Regions from separate parts of the Homo sapiens genome. Here all the other regions are linked to region 3. The links are chromatin contacts, found by Hi-C or POLR2A ChIA-PET in ENCODE. All regions are on one chromosome and are shown on one strand. The core of a region is the stretch at or near the end of the contact, and the rest is flanking DNA. Distances in the headings are between cores, read along the strand shown. Region 1 holds the start of KANSL3 (KAT8 regulatory NSL complex subunit 3). Region 2 has its middle 19 kb from the start of DUSP2. Region 3 holds the start of ACTR1B (actin related protein 1B). Region 4 holds the start of ARID5A (AT-rich interaction domain 5A). Region 5 holds the start of ITPRIPL1 (ITPRIP like 1). Region 6 holds the start of TXNDC9 (thioredoxin domain containing 9). Region 7 holds the start of CIAO1 (cytosolic iron-sulfur assembly component 1).

Region 1 (2,700 bases), core at 61-2,560, 1.0 Mb after region 3:
GCAATGGCGCGATTTTGGCTCACCGCAACCTCTGCCTCCTGAGTTTGAGAGATTCTCCCACCTCAGCCTCCCGAGTAGCCGGGATTACAGGCATGCGCCACCACACCTGGCTAATTTTTGTATTTTTAGTAGAGACAGGATTTCGCTATGTTGGCCAGGCTGGTTTTGTACTCCTGAACTCGTGATCCACCCTCCTCAGCCTCCCAAAGTGCTGGGATTACAGGCGTGAGCCACCGCACCCGGCCATTTCTTTTTTTAAATAGAAACGAAGTCTCACTGTTTTGTGCAGGCTAGTCTTGAACTCTTGGGCTCAAGCAATCTTCCCACCTTGGCCTCCCAAAGTACTGGGATTATAGGCATGAGCCACAGATCCCGGGTGAGATTTATCATCTTGAACCATGTCTCTTGCTGTCTTGTCTCATGTCTCTTGATGTCATGTTGTCAGTCAGTCAACCAAATAACCAATTATTGATCAGTCAACATTTGAACAATTACCTATGTTCTGGGTGTATGTTCTCTGGAGGATACAAAGGTTAATGTCCCTGATTTTGAGGATCTACTCTCTCTACACAAAACACATAGGAAAGTTAACCACACAAAACAATCTAGGGTCAGTAACAAAATTCTTTTTTTTTTTTTTTGAGACGTAGTCTCACTCCGTCGTCCAGGCTGGAGTGCAGTGGTGCAACCATGGCTCATTGCAGCCTGGACCTCCCAGACTCAAGTGATCCTCCCACCTCAGCCTCCCGGGTAGCTGGGACTACAGGCATACACCACTATCACACACACCTAATTTCTAAAATTTTTTGTAGATACGGGGGTCTCATCATATTGGCCAGGCTCATCTCAAACTCCTGAGCTCAAGAGGTCCTCCCGCCTAGGCCTCCCAAAGCGCTGGGATTACAGGCGTGAGCCACATTAGGTAAATTCTTAATGAGTAAATTCAGGTGGCTGCCCTGGTGGAGGTGGACCGTTGGGTGCTCGACCGCCCAGAGGGCACAAAGGACCAACACGGTGGGGGTGGCGAGAACTGGGGCCGTAGAAGCCAGCCTAGTCCTCCGCCCTCGCTTTCCCTACTGAATATGCGCGAGGGGGAAACTCCAGCCTAGTTGTTGACTTTCTGCTTCGGACATGCTCGCGTGTTCTTGGCTCTCCTCTTCCGGACAGAGGCGCCGGAGCTTCATCCGTTCCGGGCTTTGCCGCTCACCGCCTCTCCCTTCCCAGGCCGTAACCCGCTTCCGCGTTTTACTCGGTGCCCGCAGCGCCGGGGCGTGGAGGCGTTAACGCGCACGCGCTTAGGGATCCGGCCGTGGCCGAGCGCGCGGCCGTAAGACCGCGGGTGAGAGCAGCGTTGGCTTCGAGGGGAGTGGCGGGCCGTGGGGATCGCGGCCGTGGTTGGGACGGCCGGGGGTCTCGGCGAGGGCTTCAGGGCTCCCGGGGCATGCGGGGGCCCGGGCTAGGGCCGGCTGCCGGTGCTGGTCGGGCGGGGCGGGTCGGGCCGGGGGCGGGCTGGCAGGGGCCGCGTCTGGGCCTCCGTGACGCGGACGCCGAGCCCTGCCCCAGGGAGCGGGAGGCGGGAGGCGGGGGCCAGGCGGCTCCTCCTCGTCGCGAACTCTGGATGACCTTGGCCAAATCGCTTCAGTTCCCCGAGCTGGCGACTTCGTCTGTAAAATGCGAGTCATAGCCCTGTCTCCTAGATGGGCCGTGTGGAGGCTCAGTGGCGGGAACGCCTGCGGGGCAGCCGGGGTCCTGGGCGGTTTGCTAGGGACGCCTCACTGGGGGTGAGGGTGAAAGGGCTTCCACGGGGATCATTTTGTCACAGGCTTTGTTGGGGGGGCAGTTTTCATTTTTATGTAAACAACTCTGGAATATTACGAAGTACTTAACAGAACTTTTGTTTCGCACAATACGAGAGGCTTGAAGAAGTGGAGCCCTAGCTGGGATTCGCTTTTTTGAGGCCGGCGTTGCCCTGCCCTTTAGGGGTGCCCACGCTCTAGCTGCGGCCCCGGCTCCCTTCGCATTGTCGTTAGAGGATGGTGTGAAGCAACAGAGATCCTTAGCTTTCAACGAATTCATATTTGTGATTTCCTGTTTGTCAAAACCCTTCCTGCCCACCTAGGAAGTGGTGCTGGCCAAGCAAGTTTACTGTCTGTCCACGCGAGGTCTTTCTGAACCTTGGGGTCGGTGAGCTCTCCCGTTAGGTAATTTCAGTTCGCTAGAGGTTGAGTATGGGACAACTCGTGGCACCATAGTTTTTTTTTTCTTTTTTTTTGGTGTTGGTGTGGGATTCCACGAACCGTCCCCACCAGAGGTCTGCCGTGAAATGGATACTCAATAGGAATGATAGTAGGTTACAAAAGTAAGCATGTTAGATGGTGTAGATTGGGAGAAATTTAGGATATTGGAATTGACCTAAACTGAAACTTTTCACTGCAGGTGACTAGCATGCAGATACCCATGCTCTGACTTTCTGCCCCTCCACTGACATGGCCCACCGGGGTGGGGAGAGGGACTTCCAGACTTCAGCTCGACGCATGGGCACCTCGCTGCTCTTCCAGCTTTCAGTGCATGAACGGGAGCTGGACCTGGTTTTTCTGGATCATAGCTATGCCAAGCCTTGGAGTGCCCACCCAGATGCCAGTAGTGCCCGCCCCACCCGCATGCTCTTTGTCACTCCCCGGCGGCAGCACGAAAGTACCA
Region 2 (2,700 bases), core at 162-2,661, 1.5 Mb after region 3:
GGAGTGAACAGCGTACATGTCACTAACTGTCTGAAGGTTGAGGAGAAACTCAGGACCTAGGTGGTGGTGGGGTGGCCACCACCATTTAATAGACTGGAAAATAGGATGGAAGTTGGGGGTGTGGTGGAACAGGGCCACAGGGAGTGGGTTTTCACCAGTCGAAAAGTGGGCAGAGCCCTTCGGATGCGGCCGACTGGCTGTCATGCAGCTGCGGTGCCTGGAGAACTCAAGATCTCCTCCATCGACATGGCAGAGGATGAGCAAGTGGGAAAATCGCACAGGGCTTTTTATTGCCTGAGTCTGGAGGTGGTGTTTCATTGGCTGGAGTAAGTCACATGGCTCTGCCAAGTGTGAGAGGTCTGTGTAGGGTAAGCCTCTGCGTCTGGTAGGGAGGAGGTTGGGACCAGCGACTACCAGTCATATTCACTGCAGGATGTGTGCTGCGGTCTCCGGTCTCCTGGGGGCAGGCCCGGCCTTACAGCCCATCCCTGGACCCACCTCGGGAGGGGAAAAACTGCAGGGCTCTGGGAGCGCCGCCACCAGGGAAGGGCTGCTGGGATCAGCCGGGAAGGAGGAAGGGAAGGGGGAGAGGGGCTTGGGTCCCTTGATGCTGCCTGAGGAGGGCTGGTGGACACTGCCTGGGGCTCCCTGCCAGGCCCTATTGGGCTAACAGTAGGCTTTTGTTTTCAGTAAGGGACCTCCCCTCCTGCCTTTCGTTCTGAGGGCATTGCAAAGGGCTCAGAGAGGGGCAGCTCCACATAGGAACTGTGATGGGTTATGAGCAACGCATTTCTGTCTTCTGCCATCTTTTCTGTGTGTTCCAAATTTCCTAGTGTTGGGGGATTTCTGGGATAATTAGGGAAAATAACAAATGTGTGATAGACTTGTGCAGGGTGGTGTGGTAGGTGAGGCTCCGGCCCAGAGTGAGGGCTCCTTCCCCTGACATGGGCATCTCCAGGGCCTCCCTGCCCATCCCATGGGCATCCTTATTCCTGGCTCACAGCAGTGGGGTCACCTCCCCAGGGTTCCCACTTAGTAGCTGAGGAAAGTGGGGCTCAGCTGGCTTGCGGGCCCTGCCTGAGGCCACATGGTGTGCCTCCGGATGCTGGGCTGGCCGTCTCACTCCTTCCCCTCTGCCTTAGTGCTGGCCTAGGCTGAGGCTGCCCGGGAGACCACATTAGACACATTTGAAACCGTCTGTCTCTTCAGGAGAGCAGACTCAGATGTAAATTCCTTCAGCCCCCAAGGAGCTAAAAATAAGAGGCCTGTGCCCCTACAGCAACCCAGGAAAGGCCACGTGAAAACCCAGCAGCTGGGGGCGGAGGCTGGGGGCGCGGGGCCCAGCAGTGTTGGAGGGGTGGAAACAGGATGTGAGCAGAGAGGGGGCTGTGAGAAGCAAGGTGACACCCAGCAGAGGCGGCCACCTGGTACAGCATGTTCTGAGCCACGGAAAAAGACCCTGGGCTGCGTGGGAGCCCTTACATCCTGCTTGGAGACAGGCCTCCCCCATTTGGCCTGGCTGTTGGCCAGGGCAGAATCTGACCCCTGCACTGGGATGGTGGGCAAGAGAAGGACAGGATGTTGCCTTTCAGAGAGATGGGGATCAAACCTTAATAAGGGCTCCCGGCTCCCCCAGGGAGGCCTGGTACCTACCCAAGGCCACCAATGGAGAAACAGGGTAAATAGCTCACCAGCTGTCCATCAGCCAACACTGCAGGCCAGGCCTGAGCCAGGTGTGGGGAAAGCGAACCCGCCAAGGCCCACTCGCTGGCTTCAGGGAGGCACCAGTATTGGGTGGGTGCCTTGATGAGGCCTGTGAAGGCCAGAGGCGAGCCCAAGCTCTGGGAGGCTCTGGGAGAAGCCCTTGATTCAGCCTGGGGATCTGGGAAGCCTTCCTGGAGGAAGCGAAACCTGAGGGGTCTCAAGGATGGGCAGGGGAGGGGTGGGTGAAGCCATTCCGGGCAGGTCGGCCAGCACAGGGCGCAGAGGAAACCCCCGGCCTGAGTGGTGTGGTCAATGTCACCGGGGCCTTTGTGCCCACCTAGCCTGAGCCTGCCCCCCTTGGCCTGCTCAGGGCTTTTCCTGAGATCCCTCCTCTCTGAGGTCTGCAGCCTCCCCTCTGGCCCATCATTCTCTTTCCTTGTCAGGTCCATGGCTCCCCCACACCTTCAGCCAGCCTCGGGGTCCTCCTTCACAGTCCAGACCACAGTCAAGTCTCACTTAGTGGAAGGCTTGTCCCCCCACTTCCCCAGCAGCCCCAACTGAGGGGTGCCACGAGGCTCACTGAGTCACCATCCCCTTCTGGTGGTTCAACGCTTTTTCCTTGATTTGTAACCAGACTTTTTGTCCTAGAGCTTTTCATACACATTTATGTTCATGTAGAATGTAGGCCGGGTGCGGTGGCTCACGCCTGTAATCCCAGCACTTTGGGAGGTCGAGACAGATTGCTTGAGCCCACGAGACCAGCCTGGGCAACACGGTGAAACTCCATCTCTACCAAAAATACAAAAAATTAGCCGGGTGTGGTGATGTGCGCCTGTGGTCCCAGTTACCCAGGAGGTTGAGGTGGGAGGATGGCTTGTGTCCGGGAGGTTGAGGCTGCAGTGAGCTGTGATCGCACCACTGCCCTCTAGCCTGGGTGACAGAGCTGTCTAAAAAAGAAAAAAAAAAAAAAACTGAAACAAAACAAACCAAAAAACA
Region 3 (2,700 bases), core at 156-2,655:
CAACTTGCCTTGAATTTCTTCTGGGCAAGATCCAATAACCCTCCCTTGGGGTCTGGATCGGGACCCCTTTTCCAGCAACAATATTGTTTCTTGAACTCGGTGGTTATGCAAGTGTGTCCACATTTTAATCATTCATTGAAATGTACATGTACACTTGTGATTTCTGCACACCCGCTTCAATTTTACAAATTTTATGCTCACAACCCATTGGGAGAGGTATATATACAGGGAAATAACTATGGATCCGTTTGGTAAACAAATGTAGAACTCAACTATCCTGCACTCTTGAAGCAGCTGACTCCAGTGCCGCAGGGGGCTACCTGCATGCCAATTCCACACCCAATAATCTTGGGCAGGTTACCAAAGTGTGAAGACCCTGACTGAAAAATGGGAGTAATAATACAACTACCTGATATTGTTGCAAGGATTTAATATAACTTATGTAAAGTGGGCAGAAGTGCTCCGCAGGCACAGAGCAGGTGCTCAATAAATGCCAGGACCAAAATACCACGAAACTGTAATTTTTATAAGGAAAAGGATCTTTTCTTCAGTGCTCAACGAGGAAATATTATGGGGCCGTGCGCAATAGCTGACGCCTGTAATCCCAACGCTTTGGAAAGACTAAGCGGGAGGATCGCTTAAGCTCAGGAGTTCGAGGCTAGCCCGGGGAACATAGCGAGATCCCTTCTCTACAAAAAAAATTTTTTTTAATTAGCTAGCGTTGCGCGGTGGCCGTATGGTGGCCAATGAGGTTTATCCGAAGCGCGATTATTGCTAATTGAAAACTTTTCGCAATACCCCACCGTGACGACTTGCAATATAGTCGACATCGGCAATTTTTAACAGTCTCTACGGAGACTATTTCAGTAAAAATAAATAAATATGGTGCGCGCCTGTAGTCCCCCCTACTGGCTGGCGCGGGAGGATCGCTTGAGCCCAAGATTTCCAGCCTGAGCGACAGAGCAAGACACCTTACCTAGAAAAAAAGAAAAAATAAATATTTTGGGTGAAATATCCAGGGCCGGCCTCCTTGGAGAGGGCGCTCTCACGAAGGAGCGTGGCCCGAGGTGCTGGGACGCGGGAAAGACGTCTTTCTGGACCGGTGCTGGGACGCGGGAAAGACGTCTTCCTGGACCGGTGAATTTCCAGCTCCACAGACTCCGGCCGCGCGCACACCAGCCCAGCTCCACTTTCTGCCGCCCGCGTCCCCTTTAAGACGGAGCCATGACATCATCCCAGACACTGCGCAGCCTACCTTGGCAACGCCGCGACCACTTTTTTCCGGACGACCTCAATTGGCTGGCCAGCCTCCGGAGGCCCCGCCCCCTTCGCGCAGCCAGCCCCGGGCACCTGCTGTCAATCGGGCCAGGTGGGAGCGATGATTGGCCGCCGGGCCCGCCCTCCAGAAAGCCCCGCGGGGCTCGCGTAGGCTGCAGGCTCGGGGAGGGAGGGCAGCGGCGCCGCGTCGGGAGCCGCCGCCGTCCCGGTCCTCCCGCCCGCCCGCCCATCCGGTGCCTCCTGCAGCCCGCCTGCTGGGCAGGGCCGGCGCGGCCCGGCCATGGAGTCCTACGACATCATCGCCAACCAGCCTGTGGTCATCGACAACGTGAGGCCCGGCAGCCAGGGGGAGGGCGGGCGCCCCGCCCCCGGGGGCGCACGCGGCGGCGCAGGGAGAGACCCCCGCCCGCCTCGGCGCGTCCTCCGCTCACTGCGTGGCCGTCGCCCCCGCCGGGCCGCTGGCTTCGCCCCGGGGGCGCGCGCCCTCTTGGCCTTGTAAGGCCGGCCATGGGGCGAGCCCCCTCGCCCGCGTCGCAGAGCCTCTTCCCCGACCCCTCCCCGAGTCGGGCGGGGAAGTTCAGGAGAGCTTGAGTGACAGCCGGGCGGCCGGGCGGGGACGCGCCCCGGACTCTTCTCAGTTGAGAGTGCGGTTCCTGGGCAGGTTTCCACACCAGTTCCTTTCCGCGTCCTTCGGCCCTGGCTCTGGCTGCCTGGCGGAGGTGGGGTAGCATTTGTCATTTGCACACTGCTGGCTTTATCTTTGGGGCTGCACCCCGAGGCAACAAATGCAGGATGCTCTGTCACCCACATGTCCACCACCATCTGGTTTGCCTTTTGGCTACTTTGACTTTCTCCTTAAATGCTTCCTGTGCTGAGCAAACATTCCACAGCCAGCAGAGCAATGGAGAGTTCATGGCCACTCTTCCCAGTATCAGCAAGCAATTTGGGGTGATCGTTTGGAAGCCTCAGAGGAAAGATGTCATCAGGCTTCCTGTGGCTTTGTCCTTCAGCAGTGGGGCTCGGCTTGCTTTCACCTGCCTTAGGAAGATTTCTGGCTTCCGAGCTCTGATATGGGGAGAAGATAAGGGCTGGGATCTTTGAGTCTGCCCCTAGCTGGGTATGTGCGTCCGGTGTGCGGGCCTTGGAGTTTTTGGTAATGACTCACTTGTGCTCTTTCTGGGATCTGTCTCCCTCCCACATGACCCCGTGGGGTCCCTGAATGACTGTTTTAGAGTACCCATGTGGGTTCCCTGAGTCACAGCAGGGGATGTTTAATAAGGAGGTTAGCACTGAGCTTGGGGACGTGCTGTCACACCAGCAGGACGCTGCAGGAAGGAGCAGGCTACTTCCTTTCTTGACGTGCAAATAACTCGTATAGGCTAATCAACAGGCTTATAAGTTAAAAGGGCTACCGCTCGGCCC
Region 4 (2,700 bases), core at 199-2,698, 1.1 Mb after region 3:
TTTCACCTACGGGGCAGAGGCTCAGAGGTGCCAGTTGACGTCTCTCAACTGTAGAAGCAGATTATCGGAGGCCCTTTCTACCTCTGCCACACCAAGTTCTAGGCCCCAGGCGGGTCCCTAAGGCCTGGATTGGGCTCTGAGCTCTGCTGCGGGGTGAAGCCCTCGAGCCCCGACCTCCCACCCCTCCTGTGCTCTAGCGTTGCCTGTAGGCGCAGTGACGCCACCGTGCGTGTGGGCTCCCACCAGAGGAGCCCGGGTGGGGCAAGAGGCACCTGTTGTCCTCCCCTGGGGCCCGCGGAGCACTCCTTACTGGCCCAAGACTCTGCAAACAAAGGGACACTGGACCCGCAGCGCCTTGGGACCCCCTGGGCCCTCGGGGGTCCTGCACCGCGCAAGCCCCACCACGCCGGCGCTGGGCGGAGGGTGACGCGACCCCAGCCCGGGCGACCCCTAGACACCGCGGAGGGACGGAGCGCGGGCCCGGGTTGGCCCGCAGCTCCCGCCGAGCGCGAAGCCGGGCATCGCCTGCAAGCTCGTAGCCCACGCTCTTGCCCTCTTCCCCTGACGCTCCCCAGCCGCCACCCCGTCCCTTCTGCAGACCGAGGGAAGACAAGGGGACACACAAGGGACAGGAGAGGAGAGCAACCAGGGAAGCGACCCCTCTCCTGTGGGGCTGCGGCGGGTGGGCGGAGAGACAGGAGAGGAAAAGAGAAAAGGGAAGAGAAGGAAGGGGCAGGGGGCGAGAAGCCGGGCTCCCCGGACCATCGGCGCAGCCCGCGGCCGAAAGAGGAACAGTGGATCCTACAAAGCGCATTGAGCAAGTTCTTCACACCCGCGCAGCCCCTTTCAGGAAACGGCGGCCGCAGAGGAAAGGGCCGCGCGCTCTGGACCCGGAGTCTGTGCCCGGCGGCGCCGCGGTTCTGAAACCTGCGGGATGTCACGGGGCGGAGGGGCGGCTGCCGACAGCTGTCACAACAAATTAGCTGAGCCCAGCTCGAGGTGGAAACCGCAGCAGGAAGTGGGACGACAGAGCCGTACCGGGCTCGGCATATTTCAGGCAAGAGACGGCGAAAAGAGTTTCGAGATAAACGCCCGGGAAGCCCCTGGCCGCCAAAACTTTTTGTCTTTCCTTTTCTCGAAGCTCGCGCGGACGCCCAGCCTCACCCCTTCCGCGCCGGCCGGGGAGCGCTGAAGCCGCGGGCCGGGCTCGCTCCCCTTGGCCCGCGCCCCGAAACCCACCCCGGGCCCCTCTCCGCCCCACACAGCGCACCGACTGCCACGAGGGCTGGAGGGGACCCGGCGCCGGCACCTTGAACCTCCCTGCAGGGCCGCCGAGCCCCTGTCCGGGCCGCGCCGCAGAGCCGCTTACCCATGGCCCGGAGAGGTCCCGCGGCGCCCGCCCCGAGACCCTCAGCGCGCGGCTGTCCGGACCCCGCGCTCTCTGAGATACTGGCTCGCGGCGCGGCCCGCCGGCCACCTCCCCGCAGTCCCGCCCCGTCCCGCCCCTGCTCGCCCCACTCCGGGCTCCCATTGGTAAGCCCGGCTTCGTCGCGCGGAGAAGGCGGGGGGCGGGGACCGCCCTTGAGTCCGGGGACCTCTGGGAATTGTAGTGCGCGCCCCTCGCCTCTAGGCTTTCAGACTGGAGCCCCTGGAATAGGCTCCTCACCTAGAGGAGCGGAGGCAGGACCCTCAGTAATCATTGCTGCCTTGTGCCTCAGTTTCCCTGGAGGCAAAACTAGAGCCTTGGAAAAAGCCTCCTTGCTTTCAGCAGAGCACTGAGGACTCTGTGGAGCGAGCAAAGTGCTTCTGACTTTGATTTGAAAGTGGCCCTGTGCATTTCCCAGTCCCCACCTAGCCCAACAAAGAAGGCCAGGTGAGGCCGGGAGCGGCGGCTCACGCCTGGAATCCCTGCTTTGGGAGGCGGAGGCGGGAGGATCACTTGAGCCCAGAAGGTCGAGGCTGCAGTGTGTTTTGATCACACCACTGCACTCTATCCTGGATCCTGGGCAATAGACGGAGACCCTGCCTCAAAAAAAAAAAAAAAAAAAAAAAAAAAAAAAAAAAGGAGAGGTGGTTAGTGTGAGCTAGACAAGGACCAAACTAGTAAATCCTTGGCCTAGGCTCTGTGGCCAGGCCTGCCAGTAATAGTCAATGTCCACACACATAATGCAGACAGAGTGTGGCAGCTACAAGCTGAGTAGTCCAAAGAAGGGGCATGAGTTCAGGCTGTGGGAGGTGGGAATGAGGCCTAGGGCGAATGGAGGCAGGAGGAGGTGCCCAGCCAGCCATAGCAGCAACCTGGACCTGTGCAGGCCAAAGAGGAAGAAATGGAGGCTCAGGGTTTCAGTCTCAGCAGGTGGCTAGCTAGGATGGGAACCCTGTTCCTAGCACATAGAAGCTACACAAAAATCTTTGTTGATGAATTTTAATACTCATAATAGCTCTATGCACTTGACACCATCATTGTCCTCATTTTATAGCGTAAAACTGAGGTCTGAGAGATTAGCTCAAGTAGCACAGCTGGTAGGTGTTGGAGCCAGAGCTAGACCCAGGAAGAGGAGCCCTCATACCCAGGCATCCCCCCACCCGCTTTGCACCCATTACTAACCACTCATCATACTGGTGCCCCTCCTCACACTAAACGAAGGGACCAGGGCTGCAGTTTGGTGAACCTGAAACCCTGGCCCTTACCCTTTGGCC
Region 5 (2,700 bases), core at 76-2,575, 1.3 Mb after region 3:
CTGGAGAAGTAGGAGAGTAGGAGTCAGTGGTCATCTTCCAGACTTATCTGCTCTCTAGCTCACATTCCCCAGAGCCCTGGTACCCCAAATTCTGAAAATCAGCTACTCAGGAGGAACAGAAAGCCCACAGAGCTTGGCTTGGACACAGCAAGGGTGGTCGGCCTGGGAGGAGGTTCGAGAGAAAAGAGGGCGAAAGGATGTGCCACTCAGTCTCTCTCCTGCTTTCCTTCCACATGGTGTGGGTGGTATTTAGGCTTCCAGAAAGTGTACATGGGACTGTTTTCATTCCTGTGTAGGATGGGGAGGGGGACCCTTGTGGTAGGGTGGCCTCACCCGACTCCTCAGTCAACCATGGGCACCAGATATGACCTGCTGATCCCAGAGGCTCCCTTTTATAGCCAGAAAGCCCTGAACCTGCCTGGGTGACACCTTTCCTCTGCCCCGGCAGCCAGTTGTAGCATTCCACTTCCTCTGTGACTTCACAGTCTTCATTCTGCTCACCCAGTATGAAGTGAGCCTCATCACTCAGCCTCTCCCTCTCTGCCCAGGGAGCGCAAGAGAGGCACAGTGCCGCCAGCTGCTTGCTACGGTGCCCTCTCTGCTCCTAAGGGGCTAGTGGATACCCCGTGTGTGGGCAGGCTAGCTTCACTTCTTAGTTCAGAAAACTGTCTGCAGAACCAGGTGCCCAAGGCCTACCTGACAGCCGGCAGTGGTCAGTTCCACTGCCTCCCCACCCACCCGTGAAGCCCGAGCTTCTGCCACTCACCCTAATTCACAAGCTACCGCGCTTACCAACATTCATGAAGGACTATGCCGTGTGGACGCTGAAGCCAGCTGGGCCTATCCTCCCTTTGGAACTTGGCCTTGCTTCGTCTCCCCGCCCTCTCTAGGAGCCCTGTTAAAATGTACAAGGTACCTGGGGGCTTTGGCTCAAATCGGAACCCGACCCTCCCCCCATTCATAACTTCCCCAAATTCCACGCCCAGAGATTTGTACTCTCACCCGCCTATCCGTAGGAGGCCAAGGGCCCATCCTACCTCGGGATGTCTCCCGGGACCCAGGGCCAGGTTACTCACCGTCAGTGTTAGTAGGAACACGATCTTAAAGAGACAGCGCGGCCTGACCGCCACTGCTTTTTTCCCGGCAGGGTGGGGGCGTCCGGTTCATCGCTGGGGCCGCCCGCGGGAGTGGCCCTGCTCCCCTTTCCTGGGTTATAGACCATGCTTGTCCGAGCGTCTGAACGTCTGGCTGAGCGCGGTGGGCCCCTACGACCCCCAGCACGCGGCTCCGAGGGCGCCCGCGCGCCGCAGCCGCTCCCGCCGTCCGGGCTCCTCCCCGCCCACCCAGTACAAGCTCCTCCCCGCCCAAACCCCCGTGGCCCAGCGTGCAGGGGCAGCGGCCTCCCCACACCGGGTCTCTGTCCGCACCGAGGCCCCCGTGGGTTTGCTGGGAGAGTGGAGGGGCCGTGGCCACACACTCTCCGCTGCTCGGCCTCCCTGGGGTGGCAAATGGGGCACCGCCGTGCCTGCTGTCAGCTGCACTCAGCTCAGTTCAGTGGAGAACAGACTTACTAGGATTCGGGTGTAAGGATGATGGTGGCAAAACTAGGAATTGACCGAGAAAAGCCATTCTCACTTCGGGCTGGCCCTGAGCAAAATGGCACACGAAATAAGATGTGGTTTCAGCACCCTAAATGTGCTTCCCTCCCAGCCCACGCCCAGACTCAGGCATCTTTCCCCAACCCCTTTCTCATATCAAAGTGACTCTCATGAAAGAACAGACAGCACCCAAAGACCTTACTTGGGGCCTTGCTTGCTACTCACTGGCCACGTGGGAGTAAGAATCCTACCTACAGGGCAGCTCTGCTGATACATGGGTGTATAAAGGAGAACTTTATACGGTGTGGAGGCTGGACAAGCTTTATCACACCTTAAGAAACACAACAGAATGGGTTTCCTGAAAGGGATCTTCAGATATCAGAAAGAGCCCTTAGTCTTCCTGTCTTGTGTCAGCTATCCAAGAAGAAAAGGAAGTGATGACCCCTTGATACTAACTCACTAAAATCCCTCTGCTGAAAGACAAGTTTCAGGGTTTTTATTTGTTTGTTTGTTTTTGAGAAAGAGTTTCGCTCTGTCACCCAGGCTGGAGTGTAGTGGCACCATCTTGGCTCACTGCAGCCTACCCGCCCCAGGTTCCAGTGATTCTCCTGCCTCAGCCTACTGAGTAGCTGGGACCACAGGTGTATGCCACCATGTCCAGCTAATTTTTGTATTTTTAGTAAAGACGGGGTTTCACCATGTTGGCCATGCTGGTCTCGAACTCCTGACCTCAGGTGATCTGCCCGCCTCGGCCTCCCAAAATGCTGGGATTATATGTGTAAGCCATCACACATGGCTGGGTTTCAGGTCTTCTTATCCAGTGGCAATGTGTAGGGAGCTCCCAAACAACTTGTACAATACTTCCAAGAATACTGACTTATTTAATTGTGGAGCAGGAAAAACTGTCTGCTAGCTGACAATGACTGAAGTTCCAAAGTTACTTTTTATAAATGTGAATTATGAAAAATAGATCACAGGTTATTGAGCATTCATGCATTTGGAGCAGTAATAATGAAAGTCTCTTATCTTTTCACTTATGACATGATGTCAGGATGCAAAATATATGCTTCAGAGTGTGCAAAAACGATAATGTTTAAGACCA
Region 6 (2,700 bases), core at 8-2,507, 1.7 Mb before region 3:
CTGTCTTCGCTCTTGTTTTTCTGTTTCTTCCCCATTGCTTGTCAATGGCGCTCGTGGCCCCAGCCCCTCTATTCGGTCTCTCACAGACCCACTGTCTCCCGGCTGACTTTGGTCTCCGCTCAGCTCTTTTCCCCTCGTGCTGCCGCCGCTCGCACCCGGCTCTCCACAGACCCGCGCACTGGAACAGGACACATATGGTGTGAGTTCTCAGTGCGCAAGCGCATCGCCCAGCCGCCTCGGCGTGAGGACGCAGGGCGCGGCTCATCGAGAGCTGCGCTTCGGGTAGAGCGTCTCCGGTTGACCGGCCGACCAGGCAGCAGCCCGAGCGCCCCCTGCCCTCAAGCGTCCGCCACGAGCCGACACCCGCGGGTTTTCCACGTTCTAGAACCCGGAGGTGGACAATGAAGCTGTCAATTTCGCCACCTCACCCCTCTCCCAACGGGGAACGCACGCTTCGGTTCAGGAGTGGGCTTTGGGCTTCCCTTTATATCTTTGTATTCTCAGCCGCACGAAGTTCAGTAAAGAACCACAACGAACCAATAGAGTCCTCTGGGGGTTTGCGAGAGAGATAAATTCAGGACAAAATAGGGACCTCTCAGTAACATCCATGCATTATGCATTATGTACAGTCACTGAATAAAACAGAACAGGACACAGCCGATCAATTCCCTAACATAGGTCTTCAGCTTCACCCTCAAAGCGAGGGCGAGTTCTAAAAATTCCTGTGTTTCGAAGAGTCAAGAGGGGACCTACAGGGGTGGTGGAAAATGTTCTATATCTGGATCTGGCCGGTGATATTTTGGGTTTTAACTATGCAAAAGTTAATTGTGCTGTATATGTTTATGCCTCGACTTTAGGAAAAATGTTAACAAAAGAAAACAAAAAAAAGAAAAATGTTCATTCAACACTAACAGAATGGAAACGCAGTTCAAGCGTCACGGCTGAGCGAGAGCACAGCTGTCTCATTTCCAGTCTGGCGCACTGGACCGTGAATACTGAAGCACGCTCCTGAGAAAGTCCGGCCACGACAGCCTGCGCACTAAGAAACTGCAACTCCCACAATGCTTTGCGGCCTTCCAGTTCGGCCGTGTACCCGGAGGAAAGCAAGGGTCGGACACCTTGGGTTCCGGGCTGCTGGGCGGGAGGCGCACGCGCAGAACTGTTCGCCACCCGACCGCCCGCCCCTTCCTCTGGCGTCCAAGGTGATATCGCGCGAGGTTCGCAGCCAATAAGGAGGCGGATGTGACGGCCCGTTTGCAGCCGCCGGCAGCTACTGCAAGGCAAAAGCCGGAGTGGACGTGTCTTTTGAAACTGCTGCTCTTTCACTTCTCAGGCGTCACCGAGAGCTCAGGTGAGGCAGAGGGTAGTGAGAAGAATCCGACCACCACGTCCGGGTGCTGGTGAACATTCTGCTGCTCCACATCCGGAGCGGAGGAGGGGCGCGGCCCCAGCACCGGTGTCGGTGTCCTGGCAGAGGCTCTTGCGCAAGCGCACCAGGAGGCGTCGAAGTTGGGGCCACCGGGACTGTGCTTTCCTCTGTTTCCCCGGGCGCAGGGAGTGGCCGGCTTGCCATTGGGGAGGTACCTGGGGTTCAGTTAAGGACCAGGCCCCTTGATTGTTTTGGCGGATACCTGTAAGGGTGTCCAGGAAATGACTAGGGAATTTGAGGACGCGCTGTGTCCCGTCCCACCCTTCCAGCGGAGCTGTAAAAAGGAAGAATCAGAGGCTGTGGTTTGAAAAATGAAAAGCTAACGAGGGGTTGCATCGTCTCTTTACCCCATTCTCAATGCTCTGACCACCAACACCTACACCCAGAATAGCTCTTCTTAATCTCGTCTTTTTCCAGTTATCCCATAATTAAATTCTGGGCTCATTCTATAAAGTTCCAGGGTAGGCATTCTCTGTGCTTATCCCTGGAGCACAGCTTCCAACGTTCAATTCAGTATCTTATTATCTTCTCCTTCCAGCCCCCTCACTGAGGGTCACAGTCCTACTGACATTTTTCTTGGGCGATAGGGAGCGTGGAAATCTTTGCTGTGTTTGAAATACAGCACCTTTCCAATTTTATAGCACTCACGAGGAGCTTACAATTTGGTTTTTTAGACTCAAATACTTTTGAAACTTAACAGTGTAGTAATTTGAACAGAAGTCAGGCACGTGTTCATTCAACGTTAAATACATGTTTATTGAGTACCTGCTGTGTTCTATGGAGATACAAAGATGAAATCAAGTATGCTTTTCAAATCCTTTTCCTGTAAAGAAAAAGGAATCAGAATTGAAGTTTGCAAGAATATTTCTCTTCAGCTCAACGTTTATAGAGGGCCTGTGTGGGTCAGAATCTGTGTCAGAAGCTGAGTGAATGAATTCACAGTTTGTTGTGAAGTTTGGGGTGCTTCAGTATTATTTGCAAATGTATCATAGTTCATTGATATGCAACAGCCTCCTGCTTTGATAGGCAAATTATAAATCATTTCTGCAGTAATAACCCTGAGATACACATAAACTTGCCCTCTAATTGTTGGTATAAAATTTCTCGTACAAAATACTCCATTTCTTTTAAAAGAAGTAAAATTTTGGCCGGGCGCGGCTGGCTCACGCCTGTAATCTCAGCACTTTGGGAGGCCGAGGCGGGCGGATCACGAGGTCAGGAGATCGTAGCCATCCTGGCTAACACGGTGAAACCCCGTCTGTACTAAAAAT
Region 7 (2,700 bases), core at 100-2,599, 1.4 Mb after region 3:
CCCTTCCCATGGGTACAGCCCAACTGGCGCAGGTTGGCTCAGGTTCCTGAACCAGCCCTGGGGAGGAAACAGGCAATAATTCTGGTCCCAACCAGCCTGGGTACCTCAAAGTCATCCTGGTTCTTCTTCCAAATGCAAGTGGTAGCATCAAAGCTGGCAGAGGCCAGGTAATTACCGCAGGGGGACCAGGCTACCTTCCGCACGGTGCGCTGGTGGCCTTCAGAAAGGACAGACTTGCAGATCCAGCTGTCACCTAAAGGCGGAGCGCAGGCCAGGCTCTGGAGCTGGGTGCAGCACCATGAAGCCATTCAATATCAGGGGCTAGCACTGGAATCAAGCTAGTGGGGGAAAGCTCAGGGAGTGTATTTCACAGCTTTTACAAAGATGCAAATGAATCTACTTCGTCTGGAAGCTTTTTTTTTTTTTTTTTTTTTTTTTTGAGACGGAGTTTTTGCTCTGATGCCCAGGCTGGGGTGCAATGGCACAATCTCGGCTCACTGCAATCTTCGCCTCCTGGGTTCAAGGGATTCTCCTGCCTCAGCCTCCCGAGTAGCTGGGATTACAGGTGCCCGCCACAACGCCCAGCTAATTTTGTAGTTTTAGTAGAGACGGGGTTTCACCATGTTGGCCAGGCTGGTCTTGACCTCTTGACCTCAGGTGATCTACCCGCCTCTGCTTCCCAAACTGCTAGGATTACAGGCGTGAGCCACCGCGCCCAACCTCTGGAGGCATCTTTCTAAAACAAATCTGATCTAAAATTGCTATTGGTTCCCCAATGCCCTCGGGATAAAATGTGACCATCCAGTCGCAAGTTACTCTGAAGGCCACTTTCCTAACACCTCTCTTTTCCCATTTTCCTGCCTCTGCAGCTAACACAATTCCCTTGACATTTCAGCTTGTCTGCTGACGTTTTTCCTCCCAACAGTCGCAGACTTCTTTGCCTGTAAAGCCCTTCTCGGCGTGGCTAACATCCCACTCTCCCTCCGCCAGGAACAGGTTCAGCCTCCCCTGCAGGCTGAGCGCCTGCACTACGCGCAGGCTGAGCCCTCAGCGCTGAGGGCCGCGCAACCAGGCTGGGCCTTACCCTCCGTGCCCCAGATGCGGATTCTCCGGTCGCCGCCGCACGAGGCCAGCAGGGTCCCCGCGGGGTTCCAGGCCAGGAACCAGCAGCGGGAGTCCGGGTGCGCCGGGACACGGCCCAGCAGCACCAGCGAGTCCTTCATGTCGGCCCGACGCAGGGGGAGGTGGGGGCGGGCAGAGTCCGCTGAGCAGACAGCGGGTCTCACCGCGCGCGTCTGCGTACCGCCCACTCCAGGCTTCCGCGGCCGACAGAGGCTCCCGCTTCCGCCGGAGGACCTGGGTCGCCCCGGAAACTCAACTGCCCACTGCTGCGGCCGCCATACCCTCTGGGAGTTGTAGTCGCTCCCCTCACCTCGGCAGGGAAAGCATCGCGGGACCGCCTCGAACTACCAGTCCCGTGAGGCCCTGCGCAGAGCCGGCGGCGCGCCCAGGCTGTGACGCGCGCGGGGGACGGGGCGGGGAGCCGGAGGAGGCGGAGGCAGAGGAGGAGGAAGCCGGAAGTGCATCGGCCCCGGGTCTGTCCGGGCGTTGCGGGATTGGGGCCTGGGAACGCTCGGCCCCCGGCAGCCGAGAAGCCCGTGACTGGGCTGAGCAGCACCATCCCAGCCCTGGGGCCTGCTGACTGGTGAGGAACAGTGGGCGGCGTGGGGAGGGTCTTTTCTGCGCACAGGTCGCACCCCAAACCGCCGGTCCCAGATCACGGGTCCCCGATCCCCGCGGCCCAGCCCGGTCCTCCGCCCCTCGGCATCCTCTGGCTGAGACCCTGACTCCGGGTCTTTGCTCTAGCAGTAGCCGATCCCCGATCCCTCCGCCCCCCACTCGAGTCTGCCCAGACCCCATCTGGCCCCTGGCCCTCTTCGGTTGTCGTCCCGCAGTCCCATTCCGGAGTCTCCTGTCTCCGCCCCCCGAATTCCCGCAGCCCTCCCCGTCTCCGTCAGCCCCGGGTCCCACCCCCCTATCCTCTGGTGTCAACCCTGACAGCCCAGTCCCGGCTTCACCTGCAGCGAACCCGGAGCGTTGCTATCCTCCACCGGACTGTCAGGCTCTGCGCGCCCCGCGGAGGTCGGCGGCGACCAGCAGCGACTGCGGAGCGACGGCGGGCGGCCCCGGGCATGTACGCCCCCGGAGGCGCAGGGCTGCCCGGCGGGCGCCGGCGGAGGAGCCCGGGAGGCAGCGCTCTGCCCAAGCAGCCGGAGCGTAGCCTGGCCTCGGCCCTGCCTGGCGCCCTGTCTATCACGGCGCTGTGCACTGCCCTCGCCGAGCCCGCCTGGTTGCACATCCACGGAGGCACCTGTTCGCGCCAGGAGCTGGGGGTCTCCGACGTGTTGGGCTATGTGCACCCGGACCTGCTGAAAGGTGAGGGTGCTGCGCGCTGGCCCTTAAAGCCTCGGTGGGGGACAGAATGTGTTCTGGCTGAAGCAGAGATAGCCAGGGACCAGACACTTGGTTGAAGGAAACGGCCCCATAACTGCCTGGTGTTCATGCCCACCAGGTGGCTCTGTTTGGGGTCCGGCCCCTCATTAATTCTGATGTTATTCAGCTAAGCACCTACTCCTCACAGCCATGTTAATCCGGACTGCTGCTATTTTAGGATTCTGCTGGAGGAAGGACGCTGTGTAT

The links. A loop is a pair of places that touch in the nucleus more often than their neighbours do. ChIA-PET counts read pairs that join two places held with the same protein, here RNA polymerase II (POLR2A). Pooled maps may share reads with other maps.
Region 1: a loop to region 3 is called in a map of CD14-positive monocyte, with 7 times the contacts of the local background. The contact joins the promoter of KANSL3 here to the promoter of ACTR1B in region 3. A Hi-C loop is called at or near these places in 3 of 168 maps with a recorded cell type or tissue (CD14-positive monocyte, CD4-positive, alpha-beta T cell and naive thymus-derived CD4-positive, alpha-beta T cell), 3 of 37 single-sample maps with no recorded cell type and 17 of 50 pooled maps.
Region 2: a loop to region 3 is called in a map with no recorded cell type, with 10 times the contacts of the local background. The contact joins the enhancer-like site here to the promoter of ACTR1B in region 3. A Hi-C loop is called at or near these places in 1 of 37 single-sample maps with no recorded cell type and 5 of 50 pooled maps. POLR2A ChIA-PET finds 5 or more read pairs at or near these places in 1 of 52 experiments (T-cell).
Region 4: a map of sigmoid colon shows a loop between it and region 3 (10-fold over the local background). The contact joins the promoter of ARID5A here to the promoter of ACTR1B in region 3. A Hi-C loop is called at or near these places in 1 of 168 maps with a recorded cell type or tissue (sigmoid colon), 3 of 37 single-sample maps with no recorded cell type and 13 of 50 pooled maps. POLR2A ChIA-PET finds 5 or more read pairs at or near these places in 1 of 52 experiments (activated naive CD4-positive, alpha-beta T cell).
Region 5: a map with no recorded cell type shows a loop between it and region 3 (8-fold over the local background). The contact joins the promoter of ITPRIPL1 here to the promoter of ACTR1B in region 3. A Hi-C loop is called at or near these places in 2 of 37 single-sample maps with no recorded cell type and 8 of 50 pooled maps. POLR2A ChIA-PET finds 5 or more read pairs at or near these places in 2 of 52 experiments (Caco-2 and HEK293T).
Region 6: a map of CD8-positive, alpha-beta T cell shows a loop between it and region 3 (13-fold over the local background). The contact joins the promoter of TXNDC9 here to the promoter of ACTR1B in region 3. A Hi-C loop is called at or near these places in 4 of 168 maps with a recorded cell type or tissue (CD4-positive, alpha-beta memory T cell, CD8-positive, alpha-beta T cell and naive thymus-derived CD4-positive, alpha-beta T cell), 7 of 37 single-sample maps with no recorded cell type and 19 of 50 pooled maps.
Region 7: a map of ascending aorta shows a loop between it and region 3 (4-fold over the local background). The contact joins the promoter of CIAO1 here to the promoter of ACTR1B in region 3. A Hi-C loop is called at or near these places in 1 of 168 maps with a recorded cell type or tissue (ascending aorta) and 12 of 50 pooled maps. POLR2A ChIA-PET finds 5 or more read pairs at or near these places in 1 of 52 experiments (CD8-positive, alpha-beta T cell).

The regions. Positions count from the first base shown.
Region 1 is chr2:96,636,922-96,639,621 of GRCh38, reverse strand. KANSL3 (KAT8 regulatory NSL complex subunit 3) reads left to right here and starts at 1,310. Exons shown (of 21, transcript NM_001115016.3): 1 at 1,310-1,339; 2 at 2,437-2,700. The coding sequence starts at 2,487. RefSeq lists a silencer at 1,381-1,590.
Region 2 is chr2:96,162,607-96,165,306 of GRCh38, reverse strand. No RefSeq gene overlaps it. Among named protein-coding and RNA genes, the nearest start is that of DUSP2, 19 kb to the right of the region's middle. RefSeq lists enhancers at 160-239, 500-549, 1,430-1,709. Within about 2 kb of position 1,411, at least 10 of the 41 ENCODE cell types and tissues checked have a DNase peak (open chromatin) inside an H3K27ac peak, as active enhancers do.
Region 3 is chr2:97,662,749-97,665,448 of GRCh38, reverse strand. ACTR1B (actin related protein 1B) reads left to right here and starts at 1,405. Exons shown (of 11, transcript NM_005735.4): 1 at 1,405-1,606. The coding sequence starts at 1,559. It overlaps LOC124900516 (U4 spliceosomal RNA), which reads left to right and starts at 718; the gene lies at 718-858. It also overlaps a transcript of C2orf92 not described here and the pseudogene RNU4-8P. RefSeq lists enhancers at 887-1,226, 2,267-2,336, 2,302-2,700 and silencers at 1,307-1,766, 1,847-1,906.
Region 4 is chr2:96,535,500-96,538,199 of GRCh38, reverse strand. It overlaps ARID5A (AT-rich interaction domain 5A), which reads right to left and starts at 1,448. Exons shown (of 7, transcript NM_212481.3): 1 at 1,370-1,448. The coding sequence starts at 1,373. RefSeq lists an enhancer at 1-9 and silencers at 280-489, 1,170-1,529.
Region 5 is chr2:96,323,942-96,326,641 of GRCh38, reverse strand. It overlaps ITPRIPL1 (ITPRIP like 1), which reads right to left and starts at 1,325. Exons shown (of 3, transcript NM_001008949.3): 1 at 1,077-1,325; 2 at 793-895. The coding sequence starts at 802. RefSeq lists an enhancer at 638-1,138 and a silencer at 1,161-1,410.
Region 6 is chr2:99,334,890-99,337,589 of GRCh38, reverse strand. TXNDC9 (thioredoxin domain containing 9) reads left to right here and starts at 1,257. Exons shown (of 5, transcript NM_005783.4): 1 at 1,257-1,351. EIF5B (eukaryotic translation initiation factor 5B) reads right to left here and starts at 201. Exons shown (of 24, transcript NM_015904.4): 1 at 1-201. The coding sequence starts at 35. RefSeq lists enhancers at 3-112, 1-320, 333-442, 463-542, 553-602 and 4 more.
Region 7 is chr2:96,264,874-96,267,573 of GRCh38, reverse strand. It overlaps CIAO1 (cytosolic iron-sulfur assembly component 1), which reads right to left and starts at 1,349. Exons shown (of 7, transcript NM_004804.3): 1 at 1,085-1,349; 2 at 105-253. The coding sequence starts at 1,223. It overlaps TMEM127 (transmembrane protein 127), which reads left to right and starts at 1,577. Exons shown (of 4, transcript NM_017849.4): 1 at 1,577-1,705; 2 at 2,062-2,436. The coding sequence starts at 2,193. RefSeq lists enhancers at 1-160, 758-1,037, 1,268-1,457 and silencers at 1,688-1,737, 1,748-1,957, 2,008-2,317.